Linked DNA regions of Homo sapiens: region 2 is linked to region 1. The links are chromatin loops, found by intact Hi-C in ENCODE. Cell type or tissue: endothelial cell of umbilical vein. All regions are shown on one strand. Region 1 holds the start of LOC105374225 (a long non-coding RNA gene). Region 2 overlaps NLGN1 (neuroligin 1).

Evidence for each region. Hi-C counts contacts between places; a loop is a spot of excess contacts. Peaks named below come from ENCODE experiments on the same cell type or tissue, not always from the same donor. Only the 100,000 strongest peaks of a DNase experiment are listed, where the experiment ranks them.
Region 2: a loop joins it to region 1, with 8 times the contacts of the local background. A loop is called at or near these places in 6 of 110 quality-filtered maps.

What each region holds. Positions count from the first base shown.
Region 1 is chr3:173,729,063-173,737,062 of GRCh38, forward strand. The region is part of intron 3 of NLGN1 (neuroligin 1); the gene reads left to right. It overlaps LOC105374225 (a long non-coding RNA gene), which reads right to left and starts at 6,862. Exons shown (of 2, transcript XR_924728.4): 1 at 6,783-6,862; 2 at 2,314-2,587. In endothelial cell of umbilical vein, a CTCF peak has its summit at 4,158 (motif pointing right); a DNase peak (open chromatin) is centred at 4,159; H3K27ac peaks cover 411 bases.
Region 2 is chr3:173,998,434-174,006,433 of GRCh38, forward strand. The region is part of intron 4 of NLGN1 (neuroligin 1); the gene reads left to right. Among named protein-coding and RNA genes, the nearest start is that of NLGN1-AS1, 82 kb to the left of the region's middle. In endothelial cell of umbilical vein, a CTCF peak has its summit at 4,355 (motif pointing left); no DNase peak of the experiment used is centred here.

The DNA.
Region 1 (8,000 bases):
ATTGTCATATACTTTTAAAATGAAAACACTAAGACTTTGAGGGGTTTTATAAACCCAGGTCATACTGGTAGTAATTTTTGAAACCAGGATTCTTAAAATATCAGTTGGACTTAAGAGCCACCAAGCAAGTTATCTCTCAGTCATTCCATCCACTGCTGAGCAATTCCCAGAAAATGTATTTTCAGCTTTAAAATTCTCGAAAAACAAAACAAAACACTTTTTGTTGAGTTCAGATTCATCAATGGATCAAGGATTCCTAACCCAGATAATACTTCTTGTTCCTATGTTTAGACTCCTTGGTCTTCTGTGAGCCTCTGAGTCTTTGGGCATTACAATAACTTCATTTTGTTTCCATCTATCCTAATTCTTTAGGCTTTGGTATCTAAAGATTTTTGTAATCTCTAAAATTATTTTACCCAGGGACATAAGTTGCGTGGATGGTTTAAAATACACACACTTACACAGATTTGAAGTCTTGGTGAAGCAATATGCAAAATTGTAAGCTTTTCTAATGATTCTTCTTAATTTATTATAATGCCTTTGATGGAATGCAAATCTGCAACGTGGAATTTCTGCTGCTTGTAAAAGAATAACATTGCTAAGTTTAATTTTTACGGAGAAATATTGACAGCATTGATAAAAGCTTAAAAATAGCTTTATTGTTATAGTTGTATATATTAAAGGTGAATGCATTGTCAAATGTCCAGGTCACTCACAATATAAATGTGTATGTGGTGGGACCCATACATTGGTGGTTCTGTAATCCAATCATAGAAAATTTTTACTGATTACCAATTTCCATATTCTGTCAAATGCTTCAAAAATTCCATTTTACATTTGCATATCTATTTGTTTCAGATATTTCACCTATGGGACTTAAAGTTTCTGAATAGGTCAGTGAGGCAGAATTTCCTCTTTTTGCCCTCTATCTCTGACTTGTGTTTGGTGCTAGAAAAATGCATTAATTCGAAATACAGAAAAAAAAACTATTTATTGAGTGCCTACTATTGACCAGGTATTATTTTAGATATTGAAAATATAACATTGGAAGGAGTTCAGTGCATATATGCTTATATATTATTATATATCAATATACATGATTATATATAAATTTATCAATTATATTGGAAATACCAGGATACAAGAGAAAGAGTAAAACAAAATTGTAGTAGGAAATATCTTGTAGATAATATCAGTGATTTCAGATCTAAACTTTCATGCCTCATGTTTTGAGGTCTAACACACTACTGCCCCACCGCTCCCCCCCCCCCGCAAAAATAGAATGAAAGCTACAAATTTGCACCACATATGTAATTTTAAAATTTTTTAGTAGCCACACTAAAAGAAAAGAAATAGGTAAAATAGGTAAATGGCCATATTTTATTTCCAAAATATTATCATTTCAACAAGCGATCATTGTGAAAATGAGATTTTTACACCTTTTTCATTCTAAGCATTGAAATTTCAGTGGTATTTTACACTCATTTCAGACTAACCACATTTCAGGTTGCTCAATAGCTGCTTCAAGTAGCTAGTGGTCACTGTACTGGACAGCACTTATCTAATGCCTTGATTGTTTGCCTTGTCTTTTCCATATGAAATGAGAGTATTAAGTAATTCATATCTTTTTTTCCTCACACGCTGCAAATAAAAAAATGAGGAAATAGGCAAATTGTTTTCTCAACTATTCCAATATAAAAACAAAATATAGTTATTTATTAAAAGGTCTTTCTTTTAAATAGAACAAAATGTTTAAAGCTTACTTACGGAACATCAGATTTGAGCACCTGTAGAAGATAATAAAATCTCTGATATATTCTCTTTGAAAATAATTGAGGAAATAATATTTTCTAACTTCAGAATTTTAAAGAGAAAGCAAACGTATCAATCTGGGCAAGGCTTCAAAGAGGCCATGATATGTGCCTTGAGAAATCCCTTGGCCATCACCAAGGGGCTATTCTGTCTCTTGGAGCGGCTCTGCAGAATAATTTTACCGTATAATCTGTGACTGTTTTCATTCCGATATCATTCACATAGAGTCTTAGATGACAATTTCTCTTTTTCTAGGGAAAAATTTAGTACTATTTTATGCATAATGTAAGTTGTGTTATTACCAGATTTTTAAAGGAAATAGGTTTTTGAAACCCTTAGTTTCATTTTATTCTTGAGTTCTGATAAGTTGTATACATTTGTTAATTAAACATGACCATGAAACATAGCAATAAAATCTGAAGAATGGAAAGAAAGATGGAGTTACTTTATAATTTTGTTTCTAATATTTTGTAAAATCATTTAAATATAAGATGGACTGTATTCAATTTCAAGTTTTTATTTTGGAAATGCACAAATCGTATAAAATATTAGGACTTTGGATCCAGGTCCCACTAATATTGTGAGTTTCCTCATTATGAAATGGGAAATACTACCTTTTCTGCAGAACTATTGAGAGGATGAGATGAAATAAATATGTGATAAATAGTATTGTGTAGCTATTACAGCAGGCTCTCAGTAAAGGTTAGTTATCCTTTCTTCTCTACCACAATTACTGCTTCCTTTTGTTTTAAAAAATTCAGGTTCCTTCTTCAATCTGAAAAACAGCATGAGAAACATTTTTCATTATTGCATAAGGAAACCAAAAAAAGAAAAATACAAATTCTGTTTAAAAAATAATTCACCTAGAACAATATTCTGTACCTATAATTTACATAGAAATATAAATATATAAAGGAGATGTGCAAAATGAGATGGATTTAGGTTCTTGTATTATGACTGAGTTCAGGAAGTGGTCAAAAAATTAAAAAGACATTTTTTGTAAAGAACAATACTGCTCTTTGCTAACAGAGTAATGAAAAGATAAACTCACTGAGGAATAAAATCATAATCATTATGGTGTTAAAATAGATGATGTATATTTTTATTAAGAAAAGTACAAACTAAATTGTTGTTTACAATTATTTTCAAACATACCTCTAATATACCAGTGGTTAGGATAGTATTTTAAGGTAGTTAAGATAAAATATTATCTCTCATTTAAATTGCTTAAACCCCCTTCACTAGGACCTTAAATGCCCCAGTAGGACATCTTAGCATAACTAGATGTTTTCCATCTTTTAATTACTATGACTAATTTTTTACAGCTGAGTTACAAAACCTTGAAAATAATGAATATGGTGACACATTCTTAATTATAATGGTGCAAACAGCACCACTCTGATACAGTGTGAGGCTTACATTGAAAAGGAATTTCCCTGGAATTGAAGCTCCTCTGATTGCTTTCCACATCACGTTTTAAACAAACACTGTGATGCTTTAGCCATGACTTGGTTGCCTAGGATACACAGTTAATGTAGCCCTAAGATGCTGCTACTAGTTAGGCTTTGAGGCCGTGTCTGTAAGTGCTGCACATAGCTGCTTTTAATACATTAGAAACATTTATGTAACAGGGACACTTTGCGGCTGGGTTCGGGGTGGGTAGTTGCAGTTTCATTCATGAGATAACCAGCTGTATATTTCAGTAGTTACAGTGAAAATAGTTATTTTTATTTTAGTTTAGGTTAGTTTTTCTGTGAAAGAGGCAAAAAGTGACGGTTTTTTAAACAAATGCAAAATTGATTCAGTGACCTAATTCTAAGACACATTCTCAAAGAATTAAATTTTCATTGTTGAAGAACTGGAAAAGGTAACTAGCTAAATTACAGTGAGTCATTTCTACAAGCCTCTTCATTTGATAGTGACTTTTATTAGTAGATGTTTATTTAGTCTGTGTGGTAAAACATATCAGTTTATTTTTATTAAGATATTTGAAAGTTTCATGTATTATAAAATTATTATGATAATAAAAATAAACATTAGCAAGATAATGTTTGTAACAGTAGTTAATGAGAGTATTGGTGATGAACCACAGAAATATATACAAATATGGTATGTACAGATTATACCTTTTATATCAAAAATTATCTTTCAATTTTTATAACAGTACATTTTTAATGTTTTTGGTTTAAATACGAGATGGAAATATAAAGCTGGTTATACATTTTAGCAAAACAACTTAAATCTGGTTTTAAAAATCAGTAGTCTTCTTGCTTCATTCCTATGAAAACTTGAATTGTCTTCTTGGCTGATTGGAGTTGTTGAGTGAGTGGGAAGATCCAATTTGAACCAGCAGGTGGTGCTTGAGTTATAAATGCATTTAGAATAGATATTTTTTTGAAAATCTTGCAAAACTTTCAGGAATGGTTGTTCTTATTTTCTATTTTATAGGGGTAATTACATTTTAGAAGGAAAATCTCATTTAGAGCTTCTGAATTATCACTGGAATTGATAAGCTTAATGCCTTTTCATTCCTTCTCTCTTTCCCTTTCCCTTTTCTCTAATCATTGTTCCCTTTTCTGCAGTAGCTTTCAGCAGCTGTACTGTCAGGGAGGAAGGATACACTCTTTTCTCCACAACAGAGGGCCTGGGTGGTGAAAGTGGAAGATACTGTTCCAGGAGAGCTTCAGGCATATTGCCTGCAAGTGTACCACTTTTTCTCCTGGGTAAGATTCAAGGAGGTTCCTAACTTCACCTTGAAATCTTGGTGCATGTTTATGACACCACTTTTCAAGTTCACTCTTCTGTATATAAACCATTTTTGCTGTGTATTAGAATGCAGCTCTCTTAATAGTGACTAATTTATTCAGTCTTCAAAAATGCATATGGTCCCAAAGGTAATAAAATTATGGCCTTTGACATTTGTCACGGGGGAGGAACACTGTTTGTGTAAAAATTCCTGCAAAAAAGCATTGTCCATACCACCAAATTCAACAAGAAAATAAAAACATTGTTTGATGGATAGTGCATTTTCAGTTTAGATGTACTAAATCTAGTGAATGAGCATAAAACCTAAATGACTAGGTTTTATGTCATTTGACATATCAAATGACAAAAGATATAATATTACCGGTTATCTAGTGTTACTTCTTTCTGTGAGCACATCAAGTAGACTTTGCGGTTATATTTTAATTATTAAATACTAAAGCTAATGAAAGTCCTGGATGTCTGCTATTCCTGCAGAAATAATCAGAAAGCATCTTATAATTACATTTTTTCATTTTAGGAAATTCCTTTATTGGTTTTGTTAATAACATTTGGTTTTATAATATTGATGGCTTTAGAATTATGATCATGTTAAGGCCTTAGAGCCTAATTTATTTGGCTGATCACATTTCTGACATTTTAGTTCAAGATAATAAACACTGTATATTCCTAAAGTGACATGCATGTTGTGTTTTCAGTCTATTGAGAATTATATCAGATAATTAGATTCTGTGGATAATTCTATTTTTTTTTTTTTTTTTTTTTTTTTTTTTTTTAGAAACAGGGTTTCACCCTGTGGCCCAGGCTGAAGTGCAGTGGCTCAATCATAGCTCATTGTAGCCTCAAACCCCTGGGCTCAAGTCGTTCTCCTGCCTCAGTCTCTCAAGTGGCTGGGACTACAGGAGTGTGCCACCACAGCCACCTAATTTTTTATTTTTTATTTTTTGTAGAGATGAGGTTTCACTATGTTGTCTAGGCTAGTCTTGAACTCCTGGCCTCAAGCAAATCCTCCTGCTTCTGCCTTCCAAAGTGCTAGGATTATGGGCATGAGTCACTGCACCTGGCCTTATTAATTCACTAGTAACAAGCAATCTGAATAAATCACATTTTTCCCCTTAAGAAACTCTTTTTCTTCTATTTTTCCTCAGTAGGAATTTTCCCTGACAAAGTTAATATCTTCAACAAATTATTGCAATTGCTTTTTTCTGAACTCTGACTCAAAGTGATCAGGACAATTGGTATTAGCAACGGCAGAATAAAGAGCATGGAATAATGGATCTTTTCTTAGATTATGTACAGGTCTCCATCTTTATGACTAATGTGGCACAACATTCTTCTCTGCAAAGGTTTTTCTTTTTCCTTTAAGAATTAAACTTAATGCAGTATTTGTCAGTTATAAATCCAGCTATGCAAATAAGGGTCCACTAGGACTCTGAAGAAGGGAATGAACTTCAGTTGCCCTTATGAGCTCTATTAATTTGCATGTCCATAGTAATATTCCAGTTTCCAGGTTCCTGTAACTATGTATGGGCATAAGATACAAAAAGTAAGATGATTCACTCAAATTCCAACTACTGTTTTAAAAAGTAACAACCAAAATGCAAAGTTCTAGCAATATTTAGTCCAAAAAGTGAATATTTTGTTGTTTTAATACGTGGGAGTTTATTTTCATTCCTTTTCTCCCTTGCACATGGAACTACTGAAACACTTTTATTTTTTCCCAGTACATCTTTGGCCACTTGAATTTATAGAGAAGAGAAGAGCAATGTAAAATACTAATGAAGCAATTCTTTCTCACATTTCAGACTGCTGCAAATCAAACTCAAAGGATTAGGAAAAAGACCCTTCTTACAAGTTTATAAGACTAAAATTTCTTACTGGTTCATGAAATACATTTAACTTCTCATTCTTCTGCAACATAGAAAGCTGTTGTCAGCTGGCTGATTTCTTGCATACCAGGCCAACTCTTCTGTCTCAAATCTGCATAGAGATAAGTTTGGAGAGGAGCAGAGTCCCTTTGGGGATGAAATTTGCTTTTGCTATTTTTGTTATTCCTTTTTCACAGGAGGCTGTGTAATAATTTTCTGCCTAGGGTCTTGAAATAACATTAAAGATTGACAATTTGGTTAGACTTGTCACTCTTAGGGCCAAAGTTGACTCATATTGCACAAGGGACTGGTGACATTCACATAATTTTTTTAAAATACCTTTTGCATATAAATATTATTTTTCCAATTACAGGTGGCATTTTGAAATGCTTTTTTGTGTTGTGAGTCATTCAAACATGTTATAAAAATATATATTTTATCTTTGTATCTTCATGCTTTCCTTGAGGGTGATTTTGGTTTTTGGAGTAGCTCTTAGAAACCTCTTTCTCAGGCAGACACCAAGCAGATGGAAGCACAGAAAAGTTGGAAGACTTCATGTTTGGGAGGTAGGCACAGACTGAAGGAAGTGGATGCCCTAGGTTAGAGACAAGATAACAGCATTGTGAGAATAGAGTAAAAATGAATTCAGCTTGATTCGTTTCTAGCTTTATGTTGGCTACTTAATACAGTATATAGAAGTGAGAATGCTTTCTACCTACCTTCTTTTCTTTCTCCTTTCTTCCTTTCTCCACTTCTTACTCACAGAAGTGAAATTGCTGATTGATTTCTGTGCGTAAGAAAGGAGGAAATTTTTCCCGTCCCCCACTCTCCTTCCACCAGTCCTACAAATGTGATCACTAAGTTTAGGAAAAACATATGCACAGTTTGTGTGTAATGTTCTGGGAAGCATGAAGTCCAGGGGAATATGCTTTACAGATGGCTATGCAGAACCAATATCAAAAAAAATGGAGGGGAAATATAAACATAGAAGGGGACCAGAACATAGTTGTAAGATGAGATTCAGCCTTCTGACTTGTTTTTTATTTCTGAACAAAAATTGTTCCTTTGTGACTTCTGATGAAGTCCTCCATCTTTTTAGAAGGGAGGCTTGGAGAGGGTTGCAGTATGAGAAAAGAGCCATTGCAGATAAAAAAAAAATAATTTTGTCTTGGAAATTCAAGTACCTACAAAATATTAAAGGTGCTAGTAAACCATTAAAGTGTAAAATAACCTTAAAATCTAAACCCAATTCACTTACAATATGATTATGACTTCAAAGTAGAAATATATATTTATATTTTTCATATACCTACCCACTAATGTTGGCCAAAATTGATCATTATTGATAAATTAAAACTATATACATTTGCATAATACCTCTGTTTAATTATGAGCAATATTGGTGCAGATAGTTTCAAAATGTAGCTGAGATTTTAATGGTGGCAGTAAATCAGAGATGTTCTACTTATTATTTCATTTTACCTACTCTAAAATGGCTGATAATTTTTACAAAGAATCTTTCTAATTATAGTAATATTACTAAACAGAACCCATTTT
Region 2 (8,000 bases), 270 kb after region 1:
ATGTGGCTCAAATAAATTAAGAAGAAACAATAAAATGTACCTTCAATGTCAGGATTCACTTGATTATGTGTATCAAATAAAAAACATCACTTTTATTAAAGCCCAAATTATGATACTTTCATCTCTTCCTTGCCCACTAGGAATTTAATTGCCTAGAATTCAGTTGTTTCAGTCTTCAAAACATTGCCATGTGTTAAGAATTAAGTCTACTTACACTGCTTTCTTCTCAGGAGGCAATAAAATGTATGAGACTTTATTCTCATAAGTCTACTTGCACTGTTTTATTCTCATGAGGGAGTCACTCCCTGTTCTATGACTGCTCCTTTCAGGATACCAGTGGTCATGCTGATTCCAGTTATCTCAAAGCTATCAACCCCTGAAATATTGGTGTGATTCGGAGCTCTGCACATTATTCACTTACATGCACCCTCCAACTTCATGCTGAATGCCATCACTTGGGTCTGAAAGTGTTATTACCCATTATAGTCTAATAAACATCCTTTTCAAATAATTCCTTCACCTGCTCATCTTCAGTGTCTAAACTCTTAGCCGTAGTCGCACACACCAACAAAGGAAACACACTTACTTCTATAAGGATCAGCAATAATCTTCAGGCATAGAGCATGCTTTCTCCAACTTAGAAACTTTTCTCTACAGGAGTTAGTATCTCTAGAAGGACAGTGAAACTCTAGATGCTCCATAAAATAACCTCTTTGTTACTTGACAGAACAGATGAGCTCCTTAGAGCTACAATTGAATAAAAGTCTCATCCATTTTCAAAGAAGATGACTGCTTATATTCTCATAATAGAAGGTCTTCTTGGTGGTTTTCCCAGAACACAAGAACAATTTGCCCCAAAATGATTTCAAGGAGTTTTCAAGAAAGCTTTGAGATGATATTTTTTTTTTCCAACTTCTACTCAGCAAGGCTTTAAAAATTCTAGGACTGAATTTCATTTGAAGTACTTGGTCATAAATAACATTAGAGGAGTTCTAGGAAATGATTTTACCTTTGATACCTCTAAATATATGTTGTAAAAAACCAGAAATATAATTTCAACCGTACATCTTGTAATAATGGGAAAATTGCTGAGACTTAGATGATACAAATAATGGAAGTTTCATAGAATATGTTTGGAAAAAAATACTGACCTTTATTCTCCAACCACCACTTCATTTTTAACAAAGTCCTAATAACATTTTGGGAAGCTACTTCTTCATTTGCCTGCAGGAACAATTTGTAAGACAAAGGCATCAGTTTCCTTTCTAGTTATACCACATTTTGCCCAAAGCTGGTATTACCCAGTGTGACCATTATTTTATTCACAAAAGTAGCTTCAATTGACCTTTCAATTGAAAGATTCTAAAGACCTGAATCCACCCTTGAAGAGTGAAAACATGTTACTAATAAGTAAACTGGGCAAAACATTTCAAAGTACAACAGCATTTTCAAAAGAAGAGTAAAAATTTGCGTTAAACAATGTAGTAACTGCCTGAATTTCTAGAGTCATTAATTTGAAGAAATAACAAACAGGTTTTTTTTTTTCTGGTATAACTAGATCTTGCAAAGCCCATCAAAGCAAAGAATCATAATAAGGAGTTACGTGGTGGATACCTTAAACATTTTATTATTTTGAAACAGGCAAGTACATATTATTGTACCAATCTTTGATGCAAGACTGAGTATTTTCGTTTGTGACTTGGTCCACTGATGATGGTTCCTCTCCTTGTTTCTCATCTATAATACCCTGACTACAGATTTCCAGGTTCCATTTTTTTAGTGTAAAACCTTAAAGAAAATTTCTCATCAGGAATTTCTATTTATAATTTTTGCACCTTCACATCCAATTTACAGCAACTTGAATTTTTCCGTAACATTTAACTTAGTTTTCATAGCAAATGCTCTATTCACATTCGTTTTCATCTTTATAAGAAATAATTAATTTATATATGTAACAAATTCAACTGGCATAAACAATGTCAGGAATAGTTTTCGCAAGCAGACAACTCCAGGTATGGAGGCAAGGTGAGTTGATGAATCAGAGCGAATCCTACCTTCTTTTGGATTCTGTAGGTATTGAAAAGCAGTCAGTAGGTTTTAAAAAGGTAACAGAGAGCCATAGTTAATCCAGGAAGTTGAGTAAATCAAGGTTAGTTAATAAAATTTTAGTATTTTAATTAAGAAATTATCTTTGCATCTTGTGTAATGTGAAATGTATAAAGCATCAAATGTGAAAGTCACACAATGAGGGCAAGAAGGCTTTACCATCCTTTGCTGGAGGATGGTAAAGATGAATTCATGAGGTTAGTTGAACTTAAGTAATGGATAGATTTAAATACATACATGAAATGAAGAGAGAAAAGGTAAGACTTGACTTCTTCATTGTGACAACATGTCCATATCCAGACATGTGTCAGATTAGCAGTGGGCCAGAATTAAATTCTGCTGAGTGGGCAGATGGGTGGACACTGGTCTTCTCCTGACTTTCTCTGAATCCCAGGTTATCCCGGGAGCCCAGTCAAGGACTCCATGTGTATTGTCTATGGTGTGGTACTCCAGCTGAGTGCACACTGCCTGTTCCCCACCCACCTCCACAGACAATTCAATTCTACTTTGCATGTTGGGTGCAAATGAAAGATTTAATTGTACAGAGAATGCATCAGCAAAAGACTTTTGAAAAAACATTCTAAAATATTTTTCATGGAGAGAAAGGGAAGAACAGATGAGAGCAAAATTGAAATGGGTTTTTGAATTGCAAAGCTAAAATTTTCTGGTTTAATTTCAAAGGTCTGAGGTGACCAGAAAAGTGTTGGGCTTGCAAGACAGACTAAACACTGAGAGGGTCAGCGAGAGGGAGATTAAATGACAACTCAGTACTAGAGTTAGAAACAGATTTTTTTCTTTGAAAAAAAAAAATCAGAAAATTGGGAATAGAAGTAAGTTTTGGATAAGAAACATAAACTCACCTTTAGATCCATTTAATTTGGTCAATATTAATTCAGCACCTACTCTGTGTCAGGAATTGAAGTTAAGTCATTATGTGATAAACTTCCAGAATGCTTGCAGTCTTGAGAAAAGATCAGTAACTAAAAGTCTACAAAGTAAAATGTATTGTAGGGGTTAAGAGGATAGTCCCCTGAGTCAAAAGCAGACATATATTGGTTTATATTCTGCACCCATGCATCTCTGACCTTGTTTCCTCATCAATAGAGTAATATGTACCTCATTACTATATTTTGAGGATTAAATAAAACAGATAATCCATGTACAACAGTTAGCTGAGTATCTGGCATATGGAAAGCATTGGTTAATATGATGATGGTGGTGGTGACAAGGAAATGGGATGATGATGATGATGTACAGCAGTGGTCCTCAATGTAATTTTGCTTGTTAGGGGACATTTGCCAATTTCTGGAGATGGTTCATGTAAAAACATCTTATAATGTACAGAATAACCTCCAAACAAATAATTTTCCAGTCCCAAATGACCATAGAGCTGCACTTCGGAAACTCTGATGTAGAAAGAAATGCTATGACATGGATAAAAAGATGCCATAGAAATATGGGAGTCATGGATGAAAGTAGGAAAAGTTAAGGTAACAGAATCACCTAGACAGATTTAAAAAAAAAAAAAAAAACAAGATTAGGGCCCTACTCAAAGGCATGAGACTCTTATGGGGAAGGAGGTTGAAATCAGTATTTTTTTAATTTTGAGATGGAGTCTTGCTCTGTTGCCCAGGCTGGAGTGCAGTGGCACGATCTCAGCTCAGTGCAGCCTCCGCCTCCTCGGTTCAAGTGATTCTCCTGCCTCAGCCGCCTGAGTAGTTGGGATTACAGTTGCCCACCACCATGCCCGGCTGATTTTTGTATTTTTAGTAGAGATAGGGTTTCACCATGTTGGCCAGGCTGGTCTCAAACTCCTGAACTCAAGTGATCCACCCTCCTCGGCCTCCCAAACTGCCGGGATTATAGGTGTGAGCCACCATGCTCGGATTAAAATCAGTATTTTTTAACACTTAAAATGTTAAGTGAATCATTTTTACTTAATGACTTGTAATCAGTAATTACTGTAATCCATATTTTTTAACACTTCCGGGAATCAGTCTTTTTTTTCTTTAATACTTCTCAGATGATTCTAGTGGTACCACAAGTTGAGAACTGCTGCCCCTCATGAAATAGCTAATAGGTAGAACAATGTATGAAATTGACCTTTAGTTTGTATCTCTTGGAAACTGACAAATGTTAAAAACCACAGTGAATTTCTAGTGAAATTTTTTTGCCTGGCAAAGAAGTCATTCTATAGCACCCCCTGGGGGAAAAAAAAATGGAGGGAAAAGTGGAGGTAGTAGTAAAACAGACTGGTGCTGCTCCAATTTCTCTTATTTGTGACTTTGTTAGGGTCAGGCAGCTGCAAGCTATTCATTGCAAGTAGAAATTCTTTTATACTTGTAAGTGAAGATTTTAAGCTAGGTCAGGATAAAGTCGTGAGTAGTCCATTTATCCATCAATTGTCAATGCTTTAGCAGAGAGAAATTAGAGAAGTATATAGATGACTTCAAAGGCATGCAGAAAAGAGTTGAGAATCATACCAAAGGAAGATAGCAGAAAGTTGAGGATGAGTGAGGCTGGGTGGCAATGAGTTAACTAGAAACAAGCTTATCTTTGTTCAGAGAGAATCTCACACTTTGAGGTGGAGGAGCTGGAAAAAAAGAAGGAATAATAGTGTTTAAAAGGAATAATAGTGACATTATTCAGAAGAATAATATCAGAGGGGCTATGGACTTGCAAGAAAGTGACTATTGCAAAGGTTATTTTCTTTTTATGAAAATAACTTATTTCACTTTACCTGATATATTTGGCAGGCATTATTTGAATTTAATTGATAGCTTCACTGAAGCAAAGTTATTAAATCCTTGTCAGTTAATGAGTGGTCCATGGACCAGTAGCATTAGTATCACCTGGGAGATTGCCGGAAATACATAATATGAGGCCCGCTAAAATACGTAGGTGTATTGTACACACATTAAAATTTAGAAGCACTTTTGTAAATTATGGAGTCAAGATATACATTCAAACCAAATGATCTGTGGAAACTCTTTATTTCATATTCTAAATCCTGCTTAGCCTGAAAACAAGTTTAAAAGATTTTAATTCAATAGATATATTTTTCTACAAGAATAAGAAAGAATTTTTAAAAACTCTAACATATCTCTCTCTGTATATTTCGGTGTACAAATAGGATTTGTTTTTATTTTAAAGAAAGATGGAAAATTAGACTCTTGAGGAAAGGACCTTTATCTATTTTATCTGCAAATCCTAAATGATTAGATGCCTTCCCCTGGGTTAATATGATAAGGACTGGTATTTTTTTGCAATTGAATGTATCGAAATAATAATAATTTTCAATGCAAAACTCAGATTTCAGAAGTACTGTAGTCTATAATCAAAGATTATATGTGATATGTAACGCATTTAATCAGATTTGTTTGATGAAAGCGTACTCTATAGTGGTATCTATTTTGCATGAAATCACAGAATCTTAATGCTGGAATAAACTTTATAAGTGAGTTAAAATAATCCACATGCAGTTCTGCAATTTCTTTTTCCATGTCTGTGGATTGGGTTTTGTTTTTCAGTGTCACTTAAAATATGGTTCTCTGAATTGAATCGAGCATCAGATCCACAAGCAGTGATCACTTCCAGTGATCTGGAATCTGAACTTCAATTTGTGTAGCCCAAAGATTCCTGTTAGCTTTGTTATTACTACATCTTTATTAACATTAGTTAGAATCATTTAAAAATTATATTATTAATACAAACTATCAGATAATTTCCCATGAATTCTTGCTAATAGGATTCTCTACAAAACTAGGCTTACACAATTGATATTTTGAAAGTAAAAGCCTGTTTGTCAAGTTATCCGTTGTGTAGATTTATAGTAGCTTGTTAGTATTTGTCAAGATAATTTTGAATCTTGATTCGGTCACTTCTTGCAACAGCTATCATTCCATGTTGTGTAGTATCTTCAAATTTTATATATCTTTTTTTATCCTTAAGTAACTGACCCAAATGGTCAAACCCAAGGTTGTGCTCTGCTAAAACAAAAACATTCTTGGACTCTCATTTACTAATATAGTAATTCTATTTAACGAAATTAGATAAATGTGGAAGAAGAATCTCTGTGGATCTATGTTGGCTTCTTTTTAGTTGGTTATTTTCTGAATGCAAAGATGATAATTTGGTAAGCAATTGGAAAAACAATATTTCTTCTTAAACTTTAAAATGGAATAGAAATTATCAAAATGTAAAAGCATCAGATTAGCATCTATTGTTTAAACAGAGTAAAATGTTATATAGAGAGAGAGGATGAAGGGTGGCCAGGTACAGTTACTGGGAGAGTCATAACAATGTCTTAAATTACGTTCGTGTTAAATCTCAATCATAACATCATTTTACTATAAAATAGATTTTATTTAATTAACTTCTGATTTTACAAGTTATATCTTTATTACTTCTGCAGGAAATGATAAAAGCCTCTAAAGATTATTTGATATATTTAAGATAACAAGTCCGTCTGGGTCAAATCCAGTAATTAATATTTCCCTAATGAAAATAAAATGAAGATTTCTTCTTATTAAATAGTATTATATGCTATCTTCATTTATTAATGTGACTTTGCCTCTTCAATGTACCTTTTATCCAAGGATATAATAGTCTTATAATTTGATCTCTGTTTCATTGATGAACAAACTGGGATATCAGAGGTGTAATGATTTTCCTTGAATTGTATGTCCCATTAATTATGAAGGTAGTTTTATTATAATCTATGACCTCTAATATCAAATGTTTAGTTCCATTCCTTATAAAGTTGCTGATGATCCCTTTAAGTGTTACTAATTGGAAAATCCATAATTTCTGGGACCTCGTGTGTATTGCTTCCCATTGTATCTCTAGATTCTAATGTAAGTGCCTGGCATGTAGTAGGTGTTCAATAAATATTCATTAAATGAATGTACCAATGAAATGTAATATATATGACTCTGTCATGTAGGAAATCCCTGCTATTGTTAAGTTCAAATACATAAACTATACTTACTCTGTCAACTTGTTCCTGTCCTATTTCTTGTGATGAGTACTCAGCATAAGCCCTCTGCTGCATCTGTGCTGATCTCAGTTTACACAATCCCACAACCCCTTACGAGCAGACACAATACTGTGTTCATGCATGCAGTTGCTAAGGTTTTTCTTGCCACCTTAATTGAACTTTTTTTTTTTTTACCACAAAACTAAATTTATATAGAGAAATAAAAGAAGAGCACTTAATATATGTATTCCTGAGTGAGGTGCCTGGGGTCTCTTTTATTTACTAGCTATGTAACAGTAGATAAAATATGTCGTCTATCTGTGTCCTGTTTTTCCCGTCTGTATGATGGGGATTATATCTACCTCATTAGATTTGTAAAAATTAAATGATCAAATAGTTAACAAAGTTATCTTTATTCTTACATTTTCTACTATATTTAAGACCTTGTTTATGTACTGTACTTCTCTCTACTACTATACGGTCAAACTGCCCTCTCCTGCCTCTGCCTTCACCCCCTCCAAACCTAACAGGACTATTTGATAAGGTTATACATTCATCCCCTCATTGCCTAACATAATGGTCTTTCTCAGAGTTTACTCTTCTCAATCTCTCTGCCCCATAAATAGTTATAAAGACCCTATTACTGACTGTAAAAACTCCCTTCTCCAATTTCTTGGCTCACTCCAGGACTTTCCTACTTCTCTAGACTCAATTTCTATTTTCCAGACTTCTATTTGTATTCTTTTCCAAAGAAATCTCACTCTTTTGTGGCCATCAGTATATAGTCATTGATCACAAGAATAAGTAAGTTTTCATCTTACTGTTTTTCTGTCCCTCATTCAAGAGTTATTCATTATGTGTCACATTTTCTTCCACACGTATCCCTGTCTTTCTATCCGTACTGACATTCTTTTTA